2 separate regions of the Homo sapiens genome follow, and region 1 is linked to region 2. The links are chromatin loops, found by intact Hi-C in ENCODE. Cell type or tissue: A673. All regions are shown on one strand.

Region 1 (8,000 bases), 1.0 Mb before region 2:
ATCTAATGCTAAAATGGGTATTTGTAGAAGGGTGGTCGGGGCAAATTCCTGGTTTGTGTCTCCCTCTAGTCAGCGGTTGACTACAGGCTGCTTATGGTAATTGCTAGTAAAGTCCCCCGCCCGCCTTATACAATAGGGGAGAAGCCTGTGTGACAGCAAGAGCAGGCACCCATCCCAGAGCTCAGTCCCGAAGACTCAGGTATTGAGGCTTCTGGGGCTGCATGTGCCAGAAACCCAGGAGTCACTGGAATCCATTTGAGGTACTGCCTCTGGCATGAGGGATGGGGGAAAGGCCTGCTGTCCCAACAACAAGGTTTCTCCGTTGCTGCAGGGAAGAGCATGTGCCTGCCCCCACTCTTTGTCTTGACTCCCTTTCTTCCAGGTAAAATACTGTCATTTCCTGAGGAGTCATTTGGTGTTAGAAAGCTGGCAATGTTTATACCTTTCAAATACTATCTGGGCTGAGATTGCCCTGTGATTTTCACAGATGCCCTTTAAAGAATAGATGGATCCATTTGCTTGCTGGCAGCGTGGCTCTTGTTCTGGTGAGACCCCACAGGGTACAGCACCCTGTAGGGTATGGGTCAGCAGAACAGAAAGACACACTAAACACGCTTAGAGTTGGATAGTGATAAATCTGATCCTGTAAGGAGAGTTATGAGGAGACTGAAAAATCTGGCAGATAATAATACTGCTAAGTTCTAATGCCAATGGTATGAGCCCCATTTCTGCCTTGGGGTGTGCGTGTGGCCAGATGGAAGGACAGGTTAGAGCTAACCAGTGAGGATGAGTCAGGGCAGGCCCCAGCCTTCATACATGGCCTTCTAGGGAGTCTTTGCCTTTGAGGGTCCAGTGAATTTGAGATGACAGTGAAGTCAGTGTTCTAGAATGTTCTGCAGTGGATTGAAACTCTGGAGAGTCTGACACTACTGTAGACTGCACTGCTGTTTTCTGAAATGGTTTTGGCTTCAGGCATCATGTGGATACTCTGCTTAGTGATCCAGAAGCAGACGGCTCCACGGGGTTGCTGGCAGCAGCTGCATCAGGCTCCTGCCCCAAGACAGCATAGACTTGGGTGCTCTGAGAGCTGCCCTGCACATCTGTCCTCTGGGAGGCTGGGAGCCCTGGAGAGACACACACAGCTCTGACCCACCTGTGCATGAATGTGCACCACATAGAAAAATGTGCGAAATGACCTTCTTTCTACATTCATGCATTCCCCACTTGTGAAAGGTCAAAATGCTATTATAACATTCAGGGACAATAGCAAAGTAGGAAATGCAAGTTAGGAGCTGTGAATGCTGTAACATTTGATTTACTTTATTTTTCTCTTGGGGGGACTTGAATGGTAACCTGCAGCTTTAGTAGCTCTTGCTGTGAAGTCAGTGTCTAGTTCGATGGTGATAGAAAATATATATATTTTTTGCATGAGAATCAATTTAGAAAATTTAAAGTATTGGAGTCGAATTTTTTCTTTTTAATATTAATTCAAAATATACATTTTTAAGCTCAGATTATATATTGGTTACACTAGAATAGTGCCAGTGAAGTGAGCAGGCTTCAGACATAGCAGATGGCAGCGATTTTCTAATCTTTGTTCCCTCCCATTTGTAAAGTGGGTTAGAGCACACATTAGTTATCCCAACTCTTCCCTCCAGCACTGTGTGGTGGGCCATTCCTGTGAGCCTCACAGACACATGGGGAAAGTGAGGCTGGGGCTGGTGCCACACCTTCCTGGAGGCCATGTTGTCATCTGGCTGCAGAGCTCTTCTGCTCACTCAGCATTTCGTGAGCCCTGCTGTGTGCCAGCCTGTGCTTTGAGCTCAGGATTCCAAGGCAAAAGCAATGGAGGCTCCTCCCTGTCTAGCCTGGGCCCCTCTTCCCCACACTTTCTCAGGCCACATCTCTGCCTGGGCAGGGCAGGGAAGCTGAACAATGAACGCAGCGGGAATGGCATTAGGCCTTGCGTTCCAGGGCCTCAGGCTTCCAGGGCACAGTCGCTGCTGCTGTGCTGGGCCACCCTGGTCCTGCAGAGTGCACCTGGGCCCTGCTGTCCCTCCAATGGGCACCCCCAACACTTAACCCCAAACTCTATGTCTTCTGGGAGTACAAGGTGGGGGCCAGCAGTCCTAAAACGGCCCCTCTGCCCTTACCGAGTGGCCCTAGAGACCCCCACCCACCTCCCCTAACCCCACGAATGAATCAGCTGTGCTTCAAATGACATCTCTGTCCCACGGAGGCCGGCTGGGCCTCTCATGGGGGTGCTCATTGTGGTTTAAGTCAGCTTTGATTCTTGACCTCCAAGGCTGCCTCTGAGTAGCTAACCGGAGAATCGGGTGGGGAGGTGAAAAACACCGCAGTCAAATGACTCAATCTTTAATCCTGTGCTTAAGACACCACTGTTGCTGTTTTTTATATTTGAAGCACCCAAAGACTGGGCGTCCGCTCAGCCTTGATGAGCGAGCAGCTATTTTGTCAGGCCATCTATGATGTTGGGATAATGGACAAAGGCCTGATTGGGCCATATATGGCCTTCTTTAGGGCCTCCTGGAGGTGGAGGAAGTTGTGGGTAATTTCTAATAAAGACGGGAAATGACAAGCCGTGTGTGTAGGTAAAGTCCTAACTTAAAAGGAAGGACAGGCCTAGGGAAGGGTGGACCCTAAAGGGCCCATGTGCCAGGGGAACAGTGGACATGTGTGTCCAGCCCAACCTCCATGTCTGGTGCTGGGATTCTGAAGGTGGCCCCCAGCTCCCAAAATAAAGCTTTCCTTTTCAGTAGCGTCCGACACTTGGGTAGCTTCTTTCTATAAGCAATGCTTGAAGATGGACGTCTGGGTCCTCATTTCCTCCAAACTGGCTGCTACCTGAAGGCAGTCACACATTTCTTTTCTGTTGGGCTGAGCTGGGCAGAAGCCTCGGACTATAGGCCTTTCCAGGGCAGAGGCAATGCGGGCCACGAGTAGATACCTCCATCCAGCCTCCACCCTGGCACACCCAGAACGGCGTGGACTCAGGCGGGTTGCTGGATTTCTCTGAGCCTTGGCGTGCTCTACACTGCAGGGCTATACATGTTCCCAGCTTGAGGGCGTGCTGGGGATTGACAAATATATGAAACATATAAGCGCAATGATTTTCTAAAATTGTGCATTCCCAGCGTGCCCATTGGTTCTCTCTCGCTGGCCCAACTTTGTGTGCTGTCCATAAATCCCTTTCTGTGGACGGTGACAGTAGGATTGGGAGTGAGTGGGAAGATTGTGGAAAGATTGCAAAGAGGTCATTGCAGGACTCAGACAGACCTTGCAGTGGGTTTCAGAGTAATACTCAGGTTCTCCCATGGAACTTTCAAAGCTGGCTCTAAGAAAGATGAAGAGGACAAACCCACTCCTGGACATAGTGCCAACCTAGAACTGTCAGCTCCACACAGGATCACAGGGAAGGGAGCTTGGTAAGACAGCCCAGTAGGGGGCCCTGCTTTTCAGAAGAGGAAACTGGAGCCATGCAAGGGCCTGGGGATCAACTTAGAAAAGAGCACAGGACTCACAGTCCTGGGCCTGCACGTAAAGCTAGCCCCCTGCCCCACGGAAATGGCAAGCAGTGCTTCCCTCCAGGGGTTCTACATCTGTGCTCCATCTCAAAATGCATAAAAGCCTGAGTCATTCAGATGGGAGAGACAGTGTTTCTACTTCCTCTTAGTTGGGGTTCCTCCAGAAGGAGACCCTGAGAGAGGACTTGAGGTTATGTAGTTTATTTGAGTGAAGATCCCGGAAGTAGGGAGAGAAGGAAGCTGACGGGGAAGGCGTGCATTATCAAGTAAGTTACCGTCATGTGCACAACTGGAGCTGAATCCCACCGGGGAACCCCGAGAGACAGAGCTGACACCCCAGAGTTCACCCAGCAAGGCGGGGAGACAGCTGGGGTATTTATTCACCAAGTCTATCACTTATGAAAGGCTGTTTCTGGAAACAATTTCTGACTGGCCCTGCACACACCTGAGCATACTTCCTAAGCCGGGGATGTCCCTGAGCTGAGACAGGCGTTCGTGACAAGCAGACTTCGAGTGGAAGGCAGGCATCAGAACCACCCTGTGAGCTGGTTCAGACAAAGATTGCAGGCCCTTCCACCCCCCTGGCCCCGCCAAGTTCCTGACTCCCTAGGTCTGGAGTGGGGCCCGGGAATTTGCATTTCAAAAAATCTCGAGGTGATGCTGGTGCAGCTGCTCTGAAGTCTTGACTTTGAGAACCACTCACTAGTGAGAGTTTCCAGCCCTTACCTGTCTCTTATTGATGGCTTTCCCCCCTCTAATTTATAATTATGCTTTCACACCACTTCATGTCACAGATCCCAGGGTCCGTGCTGTGAATTTAAAAGTGGAGAATTAATAAGCATTTATAACTCCATGCAACCATTGCTGGCAGCTTAAATGCCATCTGCCAGCCATAATTTATTTATAATGGGGTTTATACATATTTATAAGTTTGCAAGCAACAAATGCACAGTTTTAAAACTGGCACATTTTATAGCAGCCAGAAAAATTGCAACTTTATACCAGGACTTGTGAATGTGAATTGCATATGTATATACATATACGCATATACTTACATTGATTAAAAACGGATCTGCATCTCTGTACACACGCAGATTGGCTCTGTGTTGTGCACCTTGGGACTCCTCCCTGGGCTTTGGTTTTACAGCTAAGTAGGAAGTCAAACAAACGTGAAGAATTTGGGAATTGGCAGGCTGTGGCATCAGCCATGGAGGATGGTCCTGGATGCTGTAGGATGTGAGATCCAGCACAAAGAGAACAAGAACAGGACATGAGGACCACAGGGATTGGGGGAACCCACTGTGGGAAATGACAGAGAAGCCAGTGGGGGAAGACAAAGAAAGAAGAAGGTGGAGGCAGAATAAAGGTGAGAAGAAGGGAAGGGGAGGATAAAACAAGTCCAGATTTAGATCTTCCTTCATGCAGCCATGCATAGCTGTCTGAGGCCAGCAGGGAAGGAGGAGAAAGGGAAGGTGTGGTGGAGGAGGCTGTGCTCGTGATGTCATGCTTTCGTGTATTCCCAGGTGCAGCTGCATATACTTGGCACAGTTTCTTGGGATTTCTAGCCAGTTTCTTGGCCTCATTTGTGCATTAGTTAATATGTGGCTGGCCCTGTACTGGGATGGTGGGATAGAGAAGTGAATGTATGAGGCCTCTGCCTGAGTTTATAACCTAGAAAGAAATAAAGACACACACACACAAAGGTGTTGGAGTGTGACAAGCCTTAAGGTACCCGTGTGTCCAAGTAAAGTAGAACCAGCAAGGGTGGAGTGCCCAGGTCAGTCTGGGGACTCTGGAGGCTTCGCACTGCAGGCGTCAGATACTGAGTGTTAGTGGCACGGAGAAGAGTGTGGAAGGCTCAGGATGGGGGTGGACAGCCTGGAGTTGTCACTCTCAGTAGAGATGCTAGAAGGGGCGGGAGGTGATCCCAGCCTCCCTTCTTTCCTCCTCCTGGCTGTCACAGATGCTCTGAATTGATGAATCCTTCAGGCCAAAAACACACAGGCTCCTTCCCTAGGTCTGGAAAAATGGTTCTCGCTGAAAAAGCACCAGGAATAAAATCTCATACAATTTTAGGTGTCTATTTTGTTGTCTCACCTTGAAATACTGCAGACAGAAAAACATGCACATGGGGAGCTGTGGTCCTGAGCTTTGAGGTAATGAATTCCCACTCATGTGATCATTTTTACCATAACCAAAGTTTCTAACCATCAAAATCAAGTGACAATTAAAACAGGCATTAATGGATAAATCCGTCTTTAAATATTAATGGGGTTAATTTTGTTAACAGCTATGTGTTGGTTGCAAGTGGAATGTTCTCTGTTCATTTGACTTTTGAATATAACTTGTTCCAGAATATTGTAAAATTAAGTATGTGAATGTTTCTTTGTATTCAGAATTAAACATTTGGTGTTAAAATCCCAGGATTAGGAGACAACTCCATGTAAATTTAATGTGTAATAATAAGATAATAACTTTTTAAAAAGCATTTGGATGGCAAATTATACATACTGACAAATGAATATTATCTGAAAGTTGTTTTGTTTCCATTAACTTTTGTGAAACAAAAAGAATTACTGTAACAGTCTATGTCTTGGCGTATTGCCAATTCACCACTTTCTACTTTGTGCTGGAACAGAACTGGCTTTTTTGACATCCCTGAGGAGTGGAAATGCAAAACGAATTTCAAGTTCTCTAATCTTTGTTCTATGACAAATGAAAAAACCTAAGTTATCTGGTGTTTTGGAGATTTGAGAATACAGCAGGTGAAGAGAATTAGCTTAAATTCCCTCCTCCCTTTTGATAAATCCACAGGGATTCCTTCACTCTGTCAGGAAATGGTGTGGTTTCCAAGCATTAGCCCTTCATGATCTGTCTGGTGCATTTCTGTGCTCCTGGGATCGCCAAGTGCAGGCACGGCATCGCATCCCCAGGTGTCATCCTGTGACCCAGGAGGGGAAGATGACACACCCAATTTAGGTAATGCTGCACTTCTTGTTATAATTGGTTATTGGAAAATGTGCCTTTATTATCAGAACAGTGGTGTGCGCATTTCTGATTATGGAGCTAACTTTTGGATATCTGACTTAGATACTAAAAACATTTGGGTGTTGCAGTTTTGCACTTGTAGATACAACTTAAAAGCATGAAACTGGTGATTTAATTAGATGTTTTCTATAAAATGCACCTTGTTACATTTCTGTGAAAGGGTCTTACCAGCGTGGAATAACTGGCTCAAGGGTTGAGAGAAACAACCATTTTCTAAACAGTTAATTGTTTAAAGGACTATACATGTAAGTCTGCAGGCAATAAAGGCTGTTGTGAAAAGTATCTTTCATTTGGATGATGGATTTTGTATTGCCTCACAAAAGAGAGGAGGGGAGCTTGAAACTTTTCTCTAAGAAGTAGGTATTTTCAGTGATTCCCTGGGGGACTGCTTAAAAAACAGTCACAACAAAGCCTCGTCCCATTCATCAAGGCTGCGGAATGAAAATGCATCCGGGCAGATGTACTCCTAGAGAACTCACCTTACCTTCTAGCTCTGGGGCGGGCAGCTGCGTCCTCACTTGCGTTGGGACATTTCATCATGAGTTGTAACAAGCATCGCTACCAGAACAGTTATGCCGAGCACTGGCCTCCTCTTTACATAGCAAGTGGGACAGAGAGGCTAAAATGGACCGTTTGTGTGGGAGAAAGCTAGTGTGCAAAGGTTGGTTCTGACCTATTCTCTCCTGCTGCATAAACAACAGCAAATGGGGCAGGACAAGAGGTCCCATGTCTTTGAGCTGCACTTTTATTACCATGGGTCTTAGAAATTTCTCCCTATCAAAAGACCATTCTCAAAATAGTATGACCTACCAAAATTGGTGTAAATAGCACCCAAGGCACAGACGCTTCATTAAAATACCACCTATGATAGTGGGTAAGAAGAAAGGGGAAAGGTTATTTGGGGTTCTGAATGTGGTTTAATTCCTGAAATGCTAAGAAACACAGGTGGGTAGCAAGCCTGCAACAACAGTGCGCACCCCTGCAGTGGGGAGGGCACCCGGTGAAAACGATAAAACAATCCCATCACATGGACTACGAAGAGTGGGTTTCCACAAAGGCTTTTGGTTTTATTATTATTATTTTTAACAAACATACATTGGAAATAGTAAAGGTTTCTAATTGAAAAGAGACCTAATGCATAGTTTCTCTGCAGCATAGAAGACCACCTGTTTCCAAACTTCAAGGTTAGGGCTTTGAAACATTCCCTGGTAAATTATCTCCAGCTGGCTAGCTAGTTAGGCATATTGGTGCACATTGGTATCAAAGGTGATTATTTTTTGCATTTAGCAAATGAGCGCTATTACTTTTTTGATGTATTTTTAATTCAGATTGCTCAAAAGTCTTGTTATTTCAAGGGAGCCTTATGTCATACCACAAATATTGATACCTCCTAGTGGAAATGGTGGC
Region 2 (8,000 bases):
GGCATGGGCTGGGGTCTCAGGGTCACAGAGAGGGTCTGGTGACTTGAGTCTGGGGGCTAACAAGATGTCCTGCCCACAGGTGGTACAACTGAAGGCTGTGTTCCCACACGGTGGAGGCTTTGTGCTGGCCTTTGAGTTCATGCTGTCGGATCTGGCCGAGGTGGTGCGCCATGCCCAGAGGCCACTAGCCCAGGCACAGGTCAAGAGCTACCTGCAGATGCTGCTCAAGGGTGTCGCCTTCTGCCATGCCAACAACATTGTACATCGGGTCAGTCTCAGCATAGGCCGGGCATGGGGTCTGGGGAGCTGACTTGGCTTGGGGATGGGGCTAGCCCTTGTAAAAGGTGTGATAAGAAGTTGGGACAGAGCTGGTCAAGGCCTCCAGGTAAGTGGCCAGGGCATGGCCCTGGAGGAGGTGGGGACCGGGGCTGACCTGAGTGGTTAGACTGCCAAGCCCGCTTGTCCCAAGGTCCTATGGGGGATTTGGAGGGACTGATGCTTCTTTTGGTACTCCCAGGACCTGAAACCTGCCAACCTGCTCATCAGCGCCTCAGGCCAGCTCAAGATAGCGGACTTTGGCCTGGCTCGAGTCTTTTCCCCAGACGGCAGCCGCCTCTACACACACCAGGTGGCCACCAGGTAGGGAGGGCCAGATCCCTTCCAGTCTTCTCCATGGGGAAGAGATGCTTCTGGGCCTTTTCTCCAGACATTGCTTGTGGGGCTGGGGTCACCTCCCCAGGCATCCTTTTCTCAGCCCAGTGCCTGCCAGCCCTCTTCCTCGCAGGTGGTACCGAGCCCCCGAGCTCCTGTATGGTGCCCGCCAGTATGACCAGGGCGTCGATCTGTGGTGAGACCCCTGTGGGTGGTCAAAGGGTAACATGGCTCATGGATTTCTGCTAGGCTCTGAGGTCTCTGAGCTGTTTGGTGGTCTTTTCCCTGGTGGGAGTTTAGGCTTCCTTAAGGGTGTCTTCCCTGGTTGGGGTATTCTGAGCACTTTGGGGTTGGGGTTCCTCACTATGATGTTTTCGAGCTGGGTAGGGGCCAGGTGGGATGAGAATGGTGGTCCCAGGTGGGAAGCTTTCTGGGCTAGATGGGGAGGTGGTCTGAGCCGATATGTGCTGGAGTTAGATCCTAGGATATGGCATCTCTGAGCTGGTCAGAGGCCTGTGTCCTTGGACATGAAAGCTCTGAGCTTGTTTTGCAGCAAGAAGATAGTTGGCAGTGCCCATGGGTCTGAGATTTGGGGCAGGTTTGCAGGTCTGCCCCAGAAGTGTCCTAGAGCAGGAGTCTCCGAGAAGTCTTGGAACAGCTGGGGCTTTGCTCTGGGTTCTAGGGTTGAGGGCTTTGAGGGTTCAGGGACTGGGCCTCTGGACGTGAGGCTCCAGGGCTGGCTTGTGGGGCCTTGCCCTGGAGTGCAGTGTTAGAGCTGCTCTGTGGGTGGGTCTGTGGTCCATGGTGGGAGATCTCTGACCTGCTTGGGGCTCTGTGTCCACAGGTCTGTGGGCTGCATCATGGGGGAGCTGTTGAATGGGTCCCCCCTTTTCCCGGGCAAGAACGATATTGAACAGCTTTGCTATGTGCTTCGCATCTTGGGCACCCCAAACCCTCAAGTCTGGCCGGTTTGTAGGGGCCCTTGGTGAGGTGGGTGTGGGGCAGGTTTACTCCACTCCCAACAGCAAGTAACCACTCCCTCCCCTGAACCTTCTCTCTCCTGGCCCCAACCCCCCTTGATGGACAGGGACCACTGTCCTGGCCCAACTCAGGGCTTCCTCCTTCCTGCTGTCATTTGGGTTGGGGTAGATCCTGTCCTTTGTCCCTTTTCACCCCAGTACACACATGTGCAGTGTCTCAGCAAGCTGTGCACAGAGTCGTCATCTGAGAGGGCAAGGGGATGGATGAAGGAATACAGGGGTGGGTGAGTGAATGAATGATGGGTCAGGGAGACACATGGATGGGAGAGCACCCCCCATGTGAGTGTGTGTTAGGGGCTGAGAGTTGACAGCAGAGAGCATGGCAAGGGTCGGGAACTACTCTCATTGTACCCTGTTCCTTCTCCCTGGCCCAGGAGCTCACTGAGCTGCCGGACTACAACAAGATCTCCTTTAAGGAGCAGGTGCCCATGCCCCTGGAGGAGGTGCTGCCTGACGTCTCTCCCCAGGCATTGGATCTGCTGGGTCAATTCCTTCTCTACCCTCCTCACCAGCGCATCGCAGCTTCCAAGGTAGGGGGAGAGGCTGTAGTCTCTGCTCCTTCAGCTCCCCTCCCCATCACCCTGGTACTCTGTACTTGGTAGCCATGTGACCCCATCACATCAGCGACCCTCAGAACCTGTGATTGGCATGGACCAGCACCAGACATCTGGAACCCAGGGGACAGGGGCCTTGGAGCAGGTGTGCCTCTCATGAGTAGACCCCACTGGACATCCCCAGACTTCCCCTGAGGGTGGCCCATACGAGGGGCATGCCCAACTCTCAGGAGAGCGCGTGTCCGGGAGTGCAGGTTTCTGGGCTGCCCCTGACCCTGTGGCAGATACAGTAAGAGAGTCACTGGGGACTCATTCCTTTATTCCATTAGCAAGTATTTTCTGCACATCTGGCACATGCAGGGATTGTCCTGGGCCCTGCACAGATGGTAAACAATCAGTCCTACCTCCGCGGGGCACTCCTGGTGGTGAGGTAGCTCCAGGTCCAAAAGGTCACAAGAGGTCATGTTCTCCAGCTGTGGGAGCCCCAGGAGAGAGGCAAGGCCGACTTTGGGGTCAAGCAAAGCTTCCTGGTGGAGGGCAGGTTTAAGCATGAGATGTTTGAGGAGGTGTTCGCTGAAGAGAGAAATGGTGGGCAGAGGCCTGGAAGAGAGGACCCAGGAAGGCTGGTTATGGCTGGTAGGCCTGGGAGGACGATGACCACAGGAGCATGGGCTGACAGGTGTCAGGGTGTCTCTCAGGGGTCCCTGTCCCCTCCCTGCACTCAGCACCAGCCGCGTGTGTTTACATACGCCCTCTTGGTCTCCACTGTCAGCAGCTCCTGTGGGCTCTGTGTCCACAGTGTACCCAAGCCGTGTGACCCTTATCTCTTGGGTTGCCTCCCAGAATCTGGGTCTCCCCTCATCCCATTTAATCTCTTCTCCACCTGGCAGACAGAGTAACTTTATCCAAGTAGAACAGGACACATTCCTTCTCTGCCAGGGCCCTCCTGTGGCTCCATCTCAGAGGAAAAGCCAGGGTCCTTTTTGTGACCCACAGATGTCGTATGCTTGGGTGCCATCACCTCATGACGCTGCCTGCTGTTGTGCCCTGTGCTCACTCCTCTCCAGCCCCAGGGGTCAGTACACTTTTGTCCCTGGCCTGGAGCCTCATGTCCCACTTGCTTATGTCTCAAGTCTTGGCTTAAATGTCACTTCTCAGATGGCCTTCCCTCATGACTCTTCAGATCTGCAACCTCTCTCCAGGATTCCTCATTCCTCTGTCTTGCTTTCTCTCTTCCACTGCACTAATCATTATCTGACATACTGTGTATTTTACTTCATCTTGTTTATTACCCCCCACCCTCACTTATGTCAGAAAAACAGAGCTTTTGTCTGTTTTATTAACGGCTATGTTCCCAGCTTCTGGAATAGTGCTTCAGACATAGTAGACACTCAGAAAACACCCAGACACACTGAGTCAGCTGAATGCATAGATGAAGGAACATCTGCTTGAGGCTGGGGACAGGGAGGTGACTAGTTTCCTTCTGCTGTTCCTTACTTGCCACCCTCAGGCTCTCCTCCATCAGTACTTCTTCACAGCTCCCCTGCCTGCCCATCCATCTGAGCTGCCGATTCCTCAGCGTCTAGGGGGACCTGCCCCCAAGGCCCATCCAGGGCCCCCCCACATCCATGACTTCCACGTGGACCGGCCTCTTGAGGAGTCGCTGTTGAACCCAGAGCTGATTCGGCCCTTCATCCTGGAGGGGTGAGAAGTTGGCCCTGGTCCCGTCTGCCTGCTCCTCAGGACCACTCAGTCCACCTGTTCCTCTGCCACCTGCCTGGCTTCACCCTCCAAGGCCTCCCCATGGCCACAGTGGGCCCACACCACACCCTGCCCCTTAGCCCTTGCGAGGGTTGGTCTCGAGGCAGAGGTCATGTTCCCAGCCAAGAGTATGAGAACATCCAGTCGAGCAGAGGAGATTCATGGCCTGTGCTCGGTGAGCCTTACCTTCTGTGTGCTACTGACGTACCCATCAGGACAGTGAGCTCTGCTGCCAGTCAAGGCCTGCATATGCAGAATGACGATGCCTGCCTTGGTGCTGCTTCCCCGAGTGCTGCCTCCTGGTCAAGGAGAAGTGCAGAGAGTAAGGTGTCCTTATGTTGGAAACTCAAGTGGAAGGAAGATTTGGTTTGGTTTTATTCTCAGAGCCATTAAACACTAGTTCAGTATGTGAGATATAGATTCTAAAAACCTCAGGTGGCTCTGCCTTATGTCTGTTCCTCCTTCATTTCTCTCAAGGGAAATGGCTAAGGTGGCATTGTCTCATGGCTCTCGTTTTTGGGGTCATGGGGAGGGTAGCACCAGGCATAGCCACTTTTGCCCTGAGGGACTCCTGTGTACTTCACATCACTGAGCACTCATTTAGAAGTGAGGGAGACAGAAGTCTAGGCCCAGGGATGGCTCCAGTTGGGGATCCAGCAGGAGACCCTCTGCACATGAGGCTGGTTTACCAACATCTACTCCCTCAGGATGAGCGTGAGCCAGAAGCAGCTGTGTATTTAAGGAAACAAGCGTTCCTGGAATTAATTTATAAATTTAATAAATCCCAATATAATCCCAGCTAGTGCTTTTTCCTTATTATAATTTGATAAGGTGATTATAAAAGATACATGGAAGGAAGTGGAACCAGATGCAGAAGAGGAAATGATGGAAGGACTTACGGTATCAGATACCAATATTTAAAAGTTTGTATAATAATAAAGAGTATGATTGTGGTTCAAGGATAAAAACAGACTAGAGAAACTTATTCTTAGCCATCCTTTATTTTTATTTTATTTATTTTTTGATGGAGTCTTGCTCTGTTGCCCAGGCTGGAGTGCAGTGGCACAATCTCGGCTTACTGCAACCTCCGCCTCCTGGGTTCAAGTGATTCTCCTGCCTCAGCTTCCCGAGTAGCTGGGACTACAGGCGCGTGCCACCACACCTGGCTAATTTTTGTATTTTTACTCAAGACAGGGTTTCACCATGTTAGCCAGGATGGTCTTGATCTCCTGACCTCGTGATCTGCCTGCCCGGGCCTCTCAAAGTGCTGGGATTGTAGGCGTGAGCCACCATGCCCAGCCCCAGGCTCCCTTTATTTTTAAAATGTTTATTTTATGCTTCATGTGGATAAACTCTTCTGTGAGCACTCAGGGTGACTAACACTGCTACAGATGCTGGCCTTCAAGCACTTAGTGGAGAGAGAAAACATACTCAACCCTCGTTCTTGGCTTTCAGGAAAGTCTGATGTTTTCATGATATGGCCTCTGTTTATTTCTCCAGCCACATCTTCTGCAGACTGTAAGCTTCTAAGAGAACTTCAAAGAGAACTCTAAAATGTATATAACATTTGCAAGTAAAAGGAGAAAAAATGATTTATCGTGCATACACAAACCAAAAATCTGGTGTAGTTATTTGATATCAAATAACAGAGGCCGGGTGCAGTGGCTCATGCCTGTAATCCCAACACTTTGGGAGGCCAAAGTGGGCAGATCACCCGAGGTTGGGAGTTCGAGACCACCCTGGCCACCATGGTGAAATCCCATCTCTAATAAAAATACAAAAATTAGCCGGGTGTGATGGTGCATGCCTGTAATCCCAGCTACTTGGGAGACTGAGGCAGGAGAATCGCTTAAACCTGGGAGACAGAGGTTGCAGTGAGCCGAGATCGTGCCACTGCACTCCAGCCTTGGTGACAGACTTGTCTCAAAAAAAAAAAAAAAAAAAGAAAATAGATTTTAAGGCAAAGAGCTGTTATTTAATATAAGATACAATTTCAAGGCAAAAATCATTACTAGTGATAAACACATTCAGTTCTAATTATATTCAGTTCATTGGTAAAATTTTTCAAATTTGTACGTACCTAATCTCAAATATTATCAATATTAGAAATGAATAGGATTCAAAAGACTAAGGATATTAGAAGTAACTTTATACATGCGAAATTTTGGTAAAATTGACAAATCCATAGAAAAATTCGACTTGCAATAATAAAAAACAAACCCCTGAAGTGTCTTAAAACTGTTAAAAAGGAATTGAACCTCCAAATTAAAATATTTTCATTATGTAATCTCCAGGCCCAGATAGCTTCACTACTAAATTCTACCAGTCAATCACTTAATAAATGGACAGTGTCACGATTCCAGAGAATACAGGAGAAAGCTTACTCAGCTTATTTTGTGACACCAGCAGTAGTCTTGATACTAAAATTCAACAAGGACATTAGAAAAATGAAAATTATATAATGATTCTTGTGTTACCTTTCAAAAATAAAGGAAAAATCAGCCGGGTGTGATGGCTCATGCCTGTAATCTCAACACTTTGGGAGGCCGAGGTGGGAGGACTGCTTAAGTCCAGGAGTTTGAGACCAGCTTCGGCAATACGGCAAGACCCCATCTCTACAAAAAAAATTAGCCAGGTGTGGTGGCATGCGCCTGTAGTGCCAGCTACATGAGAGGCTGAGGTAGGAGGATCGCTTAAGACAGCAGTGAGCTGTGATCACACCACTGCACTCAGCTTGGGTGACGAAGAGTGAGACCATGCCTCCCCATAAGGGGTAGCCCCCACAAAACAGGAGTGTGGTCCTCCCTGACCCTTGCCTGGCCAGGCTCTTCCCAAGGCTGAGGCCCCTAGTGGCATGAGGGTCTCCAAAGAGCCTGGGGCCACAGGCCTTGCTCTGGGAGCCCCAGGAGCTCAGGGTCTGGCCAGCCTGTCCCCAGCCCAGGACAGACCACCAGTTGTTTGGTGGTTACTGCAATGGAATTCAGTCCCAAACCTCCCCATAGACCCTGACGTCAGGGCCCCTGGTTCCCACAGTACTGCTTCGGGCAGGAATGCTGGGCCCCCATCCCTTCAGCATCTGCCCTGGCTACCTCCCGGACCATGGACAGACTGGCCCTGCAACCCCACTGGGGCCCATCATCAACCCCTGCCTAGCTTTCTGAAGATCCACAGGAAGAGCCGAAGACACCTCCCCTTCACAGTGGCCCATGTCCTATCCCTGTCAGTTTCACTGACCTGCATGTTCTGGAAGGAGCCAGGACAGCAGCCTACCCCGCAAGCTGCCCAGAAGCCCCGGATGGCCCCTCAGCCAGCTGAAACCACCGTCCACTGGGAAGATGGCTACTTGGAGGCCTCTGGAGGGGAGGGGGTGTGGCATCCTCATAGCTCTGGCCAGCCAGCAGGATGTCTTGTGTCCTCATGCTGACCTCCTGTGGGACAGAACTCCCTAACACGGCACAAGGTCCAGATCCAGAGGGGTTTGATCTGGCCTCAACCCGAGCCTGGGGCCCCCAGCAGCCAAGGTGATCACCAAAGGGACTGAGCCACCTGTAGCTCTGACCAGTACTAGAATCTAGCCCAAGGTAGGGCGAGCCCTCTCAGAGCAGTGCATGGCTACTTGGGACCTGTGCAAACCCCAAAAGGCCAAGTCAGTGACCTTAGGGGGCCTGAATAGCAACCAGTCACCTTGGCGATGAGGCTGCAGGAGTAGGCAGGCCAGCCACCACCCTCATTCATACAAGGAGGCAGGGATGGCCAGGCTCCAGGACCTGAGTGGTCACCTGGTCACCCATGAGAAAGAGCCCTGAGGCCAAGCGTGGTGCTGGGCCCTCCTGCTCCAGGTGGTAGGACTGGAGGAAACTGGGCAGGCCTGGGCCCAGGAGACTGCGTCCCTCTATCTGCCATCCTTGGCAGGTCACGGTCCCCAAAACTCATGAAATGTGGCCTTACTCAAAGCAAGGAGGCTTCAAGGTGGGGACCAGAGTCCCCAGTCTTG

Evidence for each region. A loop is a pair of places that touch in the nucleus more often than their neighbours do. Peaks named below come from ENCODE experiments on the same cell type or tissue, not always from the same donor. Only the 100,000 strongest peaks of a DNase experiment are listed, where the experiment ranks them.
Region 1: a loop joins it to region 2, with 7 times the contacts of the local background. A loop is called at or near these places in 8 of 110 quality-filtered maps.

What each region holds. Positions count from the first base shown.
Region 1 is chr9:89,004,646-89,012,645 of GRCh38, reverse strand. It overlaps S1PR3 (sphingosine-1-phosphate receptor 3), which reads right to left. Exons shown (of 2, transcript NM_005226.4): 2 at 7,491-8,000. SHC3 (SHC adaptor protein 3) reads left to right here. Exons shown (of 12, transcript NM_016848.6): 12 at 1-6,875. It overlaps LOC124902206, which reads right to left and starts at 5,128. Exons shown (of 1, transcript XM_047424308.1): 1 at 4,469-5,128. The coding sequence starts at 5,128. The coding sequence ends at 4,469. In A673, a CTCF peak has its summit at 3,462 (motif pointing right); a DNase peak (open chromatin) is centred at 3,555; H3K27ac peaks cover 965 bases.
Region 2 is chr9:87,963,415-87,971,414 of GRCh38, reverse strand. It overlaps CDK20 (cyclin dependent kinase 20), which reads left to right. Exons shown (of 8, transcript NM_001039803.3): 3 at 80-268; 4 at 518-639; 5 at 785-847; 6 at 1,496-1,619; 7 at 2,066-2,221; 8 at 3,756-4,974. The coding sequence ends at 3,953. It overlaps LOC124902200 (a long non-coding RNA gene), which reads right to left and starts at 4,283. Exons shown (of 3, transcript XR_007061646.1): 1 at 4,193-4,283; 2 at 3,743-3,941; 3 at 2,548-2,845. In A673, no CTCF peak of the experiment used is centred here; no DNase peak of the experiment used is centred here.